2 separate regions of the Homo sapiens genome follow, and region 1 is linked to region 2. Evidence: chromatin contacts called from ENCODE Hi-C or POLR2A ChIA-PET data. All regions are on one chromosome and are shown on one strand. The core of a region is the stretch at or near the end of the contact, and the rest is flanking DNA. Distances in the headings are between cores, read along the strand shown. Region 1 holds the start of TEDC1 (tubulin epsilon and delta complex 1). Region 2 holds the start of AKT1 (AKT serine/threonine kinase 1).

What was found. Hi-C counts contacts between places; a loop is a spot of excess contacts on that map. ChIA-PET counts read pairs that join two places held with the same protein, here RNA polymerase II (POLR2A). Pooled maps may share reads with other maps.
Region 1: a map of CD4-positive, alpha-beta T cell shows a loop between it and region 2 (2.8-fold over the local background). The contact joins the promoter of TEDC1 here to the promoter of AKT1 in region 2. A Hi-C loop is called at or near these places in 1 of 168 maps with a recorded cell type or tissue (CD4-positive, alpha-beta T cell), 4 of 37 single-sample maps with no recorded cell type and 10 of 50 pooled maps. POLR2A ChIA-PET finds 5 or more read pairs at or near these places in 1 of 52 experiments (activated T-cell).

Annotation. Positions count from the first base shown.
Region 1 is chr14:105,489,170-105,493,474 of GRCh38, reverse strand. TEDC1 (tubulin epsilon and delta complex 1) reads right to left here and starts at 2,229. Exons shown (of 9, transcript NM_001367178.1): 1 at 1,953-2,229; 2 at 1,775-1,853; 3 at 1,166-1,368; 4 at 741-896. The coding sequence starts at 2,099. RefSeq lists enhancers at 1,406-2,149, 2,324-2,573, 2,150-2,893 and silencers at 1,904-2,273, 2,664-3,293, 3,304-3,353, 3,484-3,613.
Region 2 is chr14:104,794,073-104,798,628 of GRCh38, reverse strand. It overlaps AKT1 (AKT serine/threonine kinase 1), which reads left to right and starts at 2,881. Exons shown (of 15, transcript NM_001382430.1): 1 at 2,881-3,145. RefSeq lists enhancers at 187-959, 960-1,732, 3,774-4,415, 4,416-4,556 and silencers at 2,570-2,929, 3,110-3,159, 3,190-3,509.

The DNA.
Region 1 (4,305 bases), core at 980-3,479, 700 kb before region 2:
CATGAACGACTGCTTGGATCTAGGGAAATGGGGAAGGCTCCCCAAAAAAGGGAGGCTGGAAGGTGGCACAGAGGGTCACAGGTAGGCACATAAGTAAGCGGAGCAGCTGGTGCCAAGGCCAGGCCCGACGGGGTGAGAGGTCCCTGGAAAGGCCAGCTGAGCAACAGACCCTCTGCAAGGGTGGGATGGGGGGGTCTCCAAGGAGTCCCGCGCTGGTGGGAGCCCGCCGCTGCCACAGACCCACCTGTCAGCGCTGGCCTCACAGTGGACACACCACTGGGTACCTGTGCCCCTGAGCCAGCCCCTGCCACCTTCAGGACCCCACAGGAGCTGTCCACCCCGCAAGTCAGCCCCCACCAGGATGTGGTGGCAACAGGAGCTGTCTTCCTCCCCCTCCAGTGCCCAGGAGGGAGTGGCTTTCATGGCACAGACCCCATCCCACTGTTCACAGAGCTGGAAGTCCACTGGTAACTTTTGGGAACAGAAAGGCAAATTCTGTGAGCTCTCTGACACCCGTTTCTGCCCACCATTGCCCACCCCACTGGGCTCCCTGCCCAGCCCTGCCCCCTACAAGGACCACCGGGAACCACGGGCTCAGGCTTTGGGTAAGCCAGGGCAGGAAGGCCCACATCCAGCCAAAAGCCTGTGCCAGGCCTCACGGGACGGGCTGCAGGGACTGGCAGCTGGCGGCCTGCAGCACGGGACACAGCCCCTGAGTGGAAGCCCTGTGCCAGCTCTACCTTGCTCAGGAGGGCGCACTGCTCCTGCTGACTGGACACCAGCTGGCGCCACCGGAACCGCAGCTTTCCCATCAGCCACTGCACATGGCGGACATCCACAGGACCCTCTGCTTCCATGTGGGGTGCAGGTGGGCCAGGGCTGGCCAGGGCCTCACACTGGAGAGGGGCAAGGGTCAGGCCCTGCTCCCACCCCACCCTGCCCCCCAGAAAAGGCCAGGATGGAGACGGTAGTGGAGGCACAGCCAAAAACAACGGGTGCTCCCTGCACAGGGAGCCTCCGTGCTTTCAGCTGGGCAGCTGGGTAACCCTTCATGGGACTGCCCTGAGGAGCAAAGCAGACAGAGGGGGCTGACCCAGGCCTGCCCTTGCTCTGGCCCCAGGAGTTGAGACCAGGGCTGGCTCAGCTCACCCTCACCCACACGCACCTGGCACACAGTCATCTCGTCACCCAGAGGCACTCGGGCCTGGGCCAGCATCTGCTCGGGCACAGGTCCTCGGGCCAAGAGCCAGGACAGAGCCAGCAGCAGCTCCCGACTGCCCTGCGAGCCATCCTCAGGTAGTTGTGCCAGTGCCAGCCTCGGGTAGCCCTGGGAGCATAGTGCTGACTTCACCAAGCGGGCTTGGACCTCTAGGACAGAAGACCACCACCTTAGGGGGACCACCCACCTGGAGGTGACACCACCTGGATCCCTCCAGAGACCCCCACAGGTCACTTGAGCAGAAGCTCAAGGCCTAGTTCAGAAGAGATGATAGTGGGAGAGCTAGAACTCAGACCAGGATGAGGAGACCAGGGGCCAACAGGGACGTCCCCAGGGCTTTGTAGGAGCAGAAGCCAGTGCTACCCAAGGGGGTGGAGCTAGGGCCCATCAGGGGGCGTGGCTTACCGGGGAAGGCGGAGTTTTGAGGAGCAAGCGGGGTCAGTGTTGGGTGGGGGCTAGAGCCTGCCGGGGCGGGGCTTACTGGGGAAGGCGGGGCTTTACAGGAGTAGGCGGGGCCAGTGCTACCGGGTGGGCGGGGCCAGGAGCGGGGCTTACCCAGGGCGAGCGATGCCAAGGCGTTGCCCGCAGGGAGTGGCGAGAGCACACGGAAGAGGAGCTGCCAGAGCGCGGAGGTCTGCGGAAAATAAAAAGCGGGCGGTCAGCGGAGCCGGCCCAACTCCCTGCGAGGGCCCGGGACCCCACCCGGCCCGCCTGCCCTCCGCGAGAGCGTCACCGCCTCCGGACGGTCGAACTTGGCGCGGCGGAAGATCTCGGGGCTGGGTCCCGAGGGCAGCGACCGACTCAACGCGGCGATGGCCTCAGGCAGGGCCCCGGCCCGGGCCCCAGCCGCGGGGTCCACCCGCTGCCGCCGCCTCCCCATGCAGCCAGCACCAGCCTCTTTCGGATCGCCCGCCTCCGCCGCGGCCCGGGGCCTGCGTCCAATCACCGCACGGGCCGGGTTTAGTGCGGCGGCTGGGACCTGCGCCCAGTTACCGCTCCGGCTGGAACCTGAGCCCAATCATGGCACGGGCCGGGTCCAGCGCCCAATCACCGCGCCGGCTGGGACCTGCGCCCAATCACCGCGCTGGCCGAGACCTGTACCCAATCACCGCGCTCCCGAGACCTGTACCCAATCACCGCGCTGGCCGGACATGCATCCAATCACTGCGTCGGCAGGGTCCCGCCTTCGTGTCCAAGCCCAATGAACGGTTCCCCTGGAGTTTGAGTGTAGTCTATTCTGTCTCGTGCGGACCCACTTCCGGGCTCCTGGCAGGGCTGTTGATATGGAGAACACCGCAGAGTCCGCCCTTGCAGGCTCAATCGTCACGACACCCGACACCCCGCCTCGCTCAGACCCCACCCATCAGCGCCTCACGCCCCTTGGCAACCTAGCAACCGCCGGGCGGGAGCGCGCAGACTCCGGAAGGCGCCCTGTGGGGCCGCTTACGCAGTCGGAGCGGACGAGCCTCGCCCCATCGCGCCGCCTTCCAGGCTGGGCCGCCAGGAGGCGCCCAGAGCCCGCCGCGCCGCACAGCGCAGACCCCAGCGCGGCCGGCCCCTGGCCCCTGGCGCGAAGTCCCGGGCAGCTCCCCCGCCCCGAACGCGCAGCCGGAGCCCGCGGCAGCCTCCTCAGGCGCTCCCGATCCTCGCCCGCCCGCGGCAGCGCTTCCCTCTGCCGCCGCCACGGAGCAGCCCCGGAGGAAGCCGGCGCATGGAAGCAGCTGCTGCCCGGGCGCCGCTGAGCCGGGCCCGCCTGCACGGGCGGCCCCGAAAGACGCGGGCCGGGAGGAACGTGGGGCTGTCTGCGGGGATGGAAGGTCGGGCTGGCTTCTGGCCAGCGGCGCCTCCGGGCATTCGTGAAGACCCCGGGCAGCGTGTCACCGGGGCTGTTCCCGCGATGCCCCTGCACCTCCCGGGGCTGCGAGGACGGCGGGAGAGGGAAACTCAGTCCTCCCTGGACCCCCAGCCCTGGCTGGACACGCCCACGAGAGGCGCAGCCCGAGGGGTCCCGGCCCCACCTTTCTTCTCGGCCTCCTTCGCCCCCGACCTCCTCTTCCAGGCGGCCCTCCCGGCCCCGCCTCGGGGCCCCCCCCCCAGCAAGCCCCTCCTCTCCCTCCCCGCACGCCCTCCGTCCTTCCCCGCCCGCAGCCTCCTTCCCTCCGGCGCATCGCGATCTCCTTCACGGCGCCAGTAGGAGGACTGCGCTCCTCACCCCGCCCACGCGGGTTTCTTGAAGCTAAGGGGCCTCCTCCTCGGAGCGCCTACTGCACCTGCCGAGCTACAGGGCGGCGGGAGCCAGGGGGATGGGAGCAGGAGGTGGGGAACCGCGGCGCCACAGAACTTGGCAGGAGGCGTGGGGGAGATGGCGGAGCAGCTCTGCGGCCTTGTTCAGCGCTCTCCCAACCCCCGAGCTTGCGGATTTTTCTCTGCACCAGGTGTCGCTGTCTCAAAGATCTCAGTTCCCTCAGCTCCACCCACCACCGTCCAGCCAGAAACCAGCCTCACCTCAGCACCCCCTGCCCCCATCCCATCAAAAGTGCTGTGGCTCCCAGCTCTTGGAATTCCAGGAATCCCCCAATCACCCCCACACACCCCACCCTGCGGGCCACCCTAGACTGCCCCCACAGCACCTGTCGAGCTGAGCCTGCAGCACACCCACCACAGCCCTAAGGCAGGGCCAGACCCCTGGGCTCTTTTAAACCAGTGGGTGTCCGGAGGGGTGGCCTTCTGCCAAGGCCGGTATCTAAGTAGCCAGTGTGGGGAAGAGGGTCTCTGAAGGTGGCCAGTCAGCAGCGGCTGGCTGAGTTGACAAGGGAGTTTCCAGAAGGCCCCCCAGCCCCTGTGCACGGCCGGTACTCAAGTTCCCCACTGGACGCCGGGCCACTGGGTAAGTCCCTGGGCACAGGGTAGATGGCAGATGAGGACGCACATGGGGCAGTGGTGCCTGGGTCAGGGGCAGAGCAGCCTCATCAGGCCCTTGCAGAAGCTGGGCCTGGCCTGGAGGGGTGGGGAATGAGGACAGGGTTGGGGGGTGGAAAGGAGGAAGGCCAGGAGTTCCCATAACTCCCCCAGAGCCTCTCAGAAAG
Region 2 (4,556 bases), core at 1,632-4,131:
CTTTCCAGCCCATTCCGGGTGTCCTGTGATTGTGGGATATTCCAGCACCTTCTGAAAGGGAAGGGGCTGTTTGGTCACTTGGTGCTTAAAAGTTGGCAGGACGCAAGTGGGTGTTCAGTAAATGTTTGTTGAGTGAATGTGTGACGGTTGCTTCTGTGAGTGATTACGATGGTCCCACCATCCCTAATCCTGACTCCTCTGTGGCAACATTCCAGCCCTGCCTGCCCACACCCCCAGCCCCTGAACCTTCAGAGCAAGTAGGGGTGGCCTGCCACACTGGGGCTCTGGGCAACAGGCTGACAGCTCCCCACTGCAGGCTGGGAGCAAGCACCCTAGCCTGCCCTGCCTGGCTGGCGGGACAGAGAGAGCCTGGACACTTAATGGGGGTTGTGGTACACAGGGAGGGTCAGGATGCTGCCTTCAGGAGCCTAGGGTAGGACCTGGAAGGAGGGCCCAGCTAGGAATGGGCTAGATGAAGGGGAGGGGACAGTGGGAGAGAAGCTCCTTATCCCTCTCAGGTCGGGATGTCTGGGTTCAAGTCCCTCCTGCCCCACACCGATCAGGGAAGGGGGGCTGTTCCAGGCAGAGACCGCCCAGAGTTGGTGCTGGGATCCTGGCCAGCCTGTAGTCCTCAGAGCCCCTGTGACTGGCTGGGTCTCAAGTGCAGGAATGACAGGACACCGTCACACAGCCACTGTCGCGGCGGTGGTGGTTCAGGCAGAACCTCTGCAGACTCAGGCGGCCATCTGGCCTGGGAGCTGCCCTGAGGCCCCGCCCTGCAGCTGCTGCTGGGACCTACACAGCCCAGGGCCCTCGAGTCCTGCCCCCGGCCAGCAGCTGCAGAAGGTGACAGGGCAGGAGGCCCCTGAGCTCTGGGAGGAGGCAGCCGTCGGGCCCTTCCCTGGTGCAGCAGTTTTTGTCGGAAACATCTGGCCACAGAGCACCTCAGCAGTCCCAGCAGCAGCCGTGGGGCTGGGTTCTCTCCTGACCATTCTGTCTGGGGTGGGAGGGGGTGTTCTTGAAGAGAGGACTCTGCTTTCCCTCTGGGACGCTGGAGGAGAGGGAGATGGCCCTGCCCACTGGGAGATCCCCGTCTTGGGGGAGGGCAGTTCATGCCAAGGTGAAGACAGGACTGGAGTGTGGGGCCCACAGTGGGTTGCAGGCACCAGCAGATGCCAGGGCACCAGGCTGGGAAGACTGGGAGGCCTCCTTGGAGACAGCCAGTGCAAAATAAGCAAGAGGTCCAACCACTTCAAGAACAGCCCGCAATGTCACTGCCTCTTCCATGAGAGGGTGCCCTGCTCCCTCCCACATCCCCAAGCCTCGGCCACTTGCTGGCCTTGTCTCATGGCCCTCTTACCCTCTGCTTCCTCCCTGAATTCCTTCCTCCATCCTTGCATGGCAGAGCCCAGGATGGTGGACAGATACCAGGAACTCTTCCTCGGGGAGCAGTGGGCAGGTGGGACAGTCCCAGAGGGAGCCCCAGGTGGCTCATGGTGCAGGTTTGCTGGGTGAGAGACAGACACCAGACGCCCAGGCTCTGGGGGCAACCCTTGTGTCAGGTATCCCACCCAAGCGGCGCAGACCACTGGGCCTCTGACTTGGCCCCCTGGAGGTGGGCCCTTCCTGGGGTTACAAAGTCTGAGCTGGGAGGGAGCAGAGGTGCTCAGGCGAGAGGCAGGAATGGGGAGTCCCCTGTCTGAGGAGCGAGTGCCCTCATGCAGGGGGAGAGAGTCCTTCTCTTGGTCAGCCCCAAGAGGCAGGGATGAAGCCCGAGTTTTGGCTGCAGACTCTGTCCTGAGCACTGGGCCGAACCTGCTGCCTCTGTCTGCATCTCCTCCCACCCCCTCCCCTGCTGCCAGCTGAACTCACTCTGGCTGAAAATAAAAATGCTCCCCCAACCCCAATACTTAGCAGCCTCAGGAAGGTAACTCACAAGAGTCTGTCTTTCACAAAAGGGTTATTATCAACTGTGGGCCTCTGGAATGGGGGAGGGGCAGTTGTCGGAGGAACTTCTGGCTAGGAAGGGGTCGGGGTGGCAGTCACCTGCACTCTCCTGTGAGTGTCCAGGAGAAAGGGGTCTGTGTCCCACTTACTCATTCCATACCCGGGCCATCTGCCTCCCAGTGGACTTCGGACTGGGTGTCCGGGCTGACCAAGTCCACCCAGCAGGGAGGGCTCTGGGCTGTCAGCTGTCACAGCCCACCCTAGACACCGCTCCTCCTCTGTCTGGTGTCTGCTCCCAGCTCAAGGTGGGAGCCAGGCAAGGTGTGCCCCTCTTCTCCCACTCCCCAGCAAAGTCCCCCTTTTGTGAGTGTAGCTGCCAGTACCTAGGTGAATGGTTGACTCCCCTCGGAGCCTTCCTGCTCCTTGGAGGCCCACCTCCAACTGACCTCCTGTCCTGGCATCCTCCCGCACTTCCCCCAGAGGCACAAGGTCTTGGGATTGGGCCTTTTAGGTCACTCTTGGCCGCCCCCTCCACGCCCCCCAGAGTGGGGCAGCCTGAAAGTCAACCTAAGCCACCCCCGCCCCGCGCGCGGAGGCAGAAGTCCGGGATTCGTCCCTGACCTGTCTCGGGCCCCTTCTGCTAGGGTCACGGCAGAGCGAGCCCAGAAGCGCCGGGTCACTTTACAGACGGGGAAACTGAGGCCAGAGAGGGCGTGGCCCCGGGACGGGCTGGCTGGTGGCCGGGCTCCGTTAGCGGCCCAGCCCAGGCCCCAGGTCGTCGGGAGCTGCCCCTCAGCCCGGCCGCGCGCTCCCCGAGCGCGCTCCGCCCTCGCCGCCGGCCGCGCGGTGGGGACGCCCCGGGCGGCGGAGGCGGATGTGGGCGGGCGGCTCCGGGCGCGGGGCGGGCGCGGGGCGGGGAGAGGGCGGGCCGGCGGCGGCGGCAGGACCGAGCGCGGCAGGCGGCTGGCCCAGCGCACGCAGCGCGGCCCGAAGACGGGAGCAGGCGGCCGAGCACCGAGCGCTGGGCACCGGGCACCGAGCGGCGGCGGCACGCGAGGCCCGGCCCCGAGCAGCGCCCCCGCCCGCCGCGGCCTCCAGCCCGGCCCCGCCCAGCGCCGGCCCGCGGGGATGCGGAGCGGCGGGCGCCGGAGGCCGCGGCCCGGCTAGGCCCGCGCTCGCGCCCGGACGCGGCGGCCCGGTGAGTCCCCGCCCGCCGTGGCCGCCCGGGCCTGGATTTCCTCCCCGCGGGCCGGGCCGCTTTGTTCGCGGCCGGTCGGGCCGGGGCGCGAGCCGCGGCGCCGCCAGAATGGAGGAGCGGGAGCAGGAAGTGGCCGAGCGGGCCTGGGCGGGGAGGGCGCGGGGCGCGCGGGCCCGGCCAAGGGAGGGCGGCCCCACGCCGGGCGCCGGGGGTGCAGGCTGCCGGCCCCAGCCTCCCTCATGACCTTGGGGAGGCCGCTCCGCCGGGCGAGGCCGGGACCCGAGAGAAGGGACGCCGCCGGGCCTGGAGCTGGGGCTCGGGGTGCCCCTGCGGGCCGTGGGGCTCCCCGGGCGCTGGGCCAGCGAGGCAGCCGGCGGAGGTGCCCCGGGGTTGGAGAAAGACTCGCCGCGGCCGGCCTTCAAGTTTGTGGGAGGGCCCCGGAAGGAGACTTCGTTTCCCACGGACGAAAAGTTGTACGTGGTGGCGGGGTACCCAGGCTAGCCACAAAGGACTGTGACCCTCCTGGGCCCCGGAACTGCTTCCTGTCTTGGGTGGGCCCTGGAGGTCCTGCCCGCCCATCCCAGAGGCCAAGGCTTGGAGGGCAGCTGGGGCTTGCCCCTTAGATTGAGTATCCTGGGGCGCTAGCGAGCTTGGTCCTGTCGGGACGGCCTCTGAGTGCTGCCTTGGTCAGCGGGTGAGCTTGGGCCCCTGCTCTGCAGCCAGAGGCCGCCCCACATTCACTCCTGGGTCTCTCGGCCTTGCTCCAGGTGGCCACTTCTTGACTGCTTTGAGTCCCTCATCCGAGCGAAGGGCGGACGGAGTCCGTTGGTGGGGGTCCGGTTGCCTCTCCCGGGAGCTGTGTAGACTTCTCATACACCAGGGTTCTGGAGGCAGATGGAGGAGCCCTTTCGAAAACAGAGTATTTTTTTTTAAGTTGTGACTTAATAATAGTAGCAAGAATATGTGCTTATGGTAAAGGCAGGCGGCAGGTACGGAGGCTGTGGGAAGTCGGGGTCCCTCCGCCCCCACAGGCAGCCCTGTGCTGGCCTGGTGTATACGTTTCTGTGCAGACGTACACCACCCTGTGTGAGCACAGATGTATTTTTACACATGGCTCTGGACAGCTGTCTGACTCTGTCAGCAGCAGGCCTTGGAGGGGCTCAGGCCCGTGTGGGGGTGGGGGGACATCCAGAGGTCTTTGAGTCCAGCCCTCTGCCTCCAGGCCACGCCCACTCAGTGTCGTCAGAGCCCCCTGTGCCTGAGGCGTGCGCGGCTCGGAGCCCTGCCCTCGGAGTCCTGCGGTGCCTTCCTCGAGTCTGGCCTGCTTTCCATCCTGCTAAGTACTTGGGGCATTTCCCTCTTTGGGTAAGGTGTGGTCTTCCCTGTCCTGGCATTAGACACAAGGCAGTGG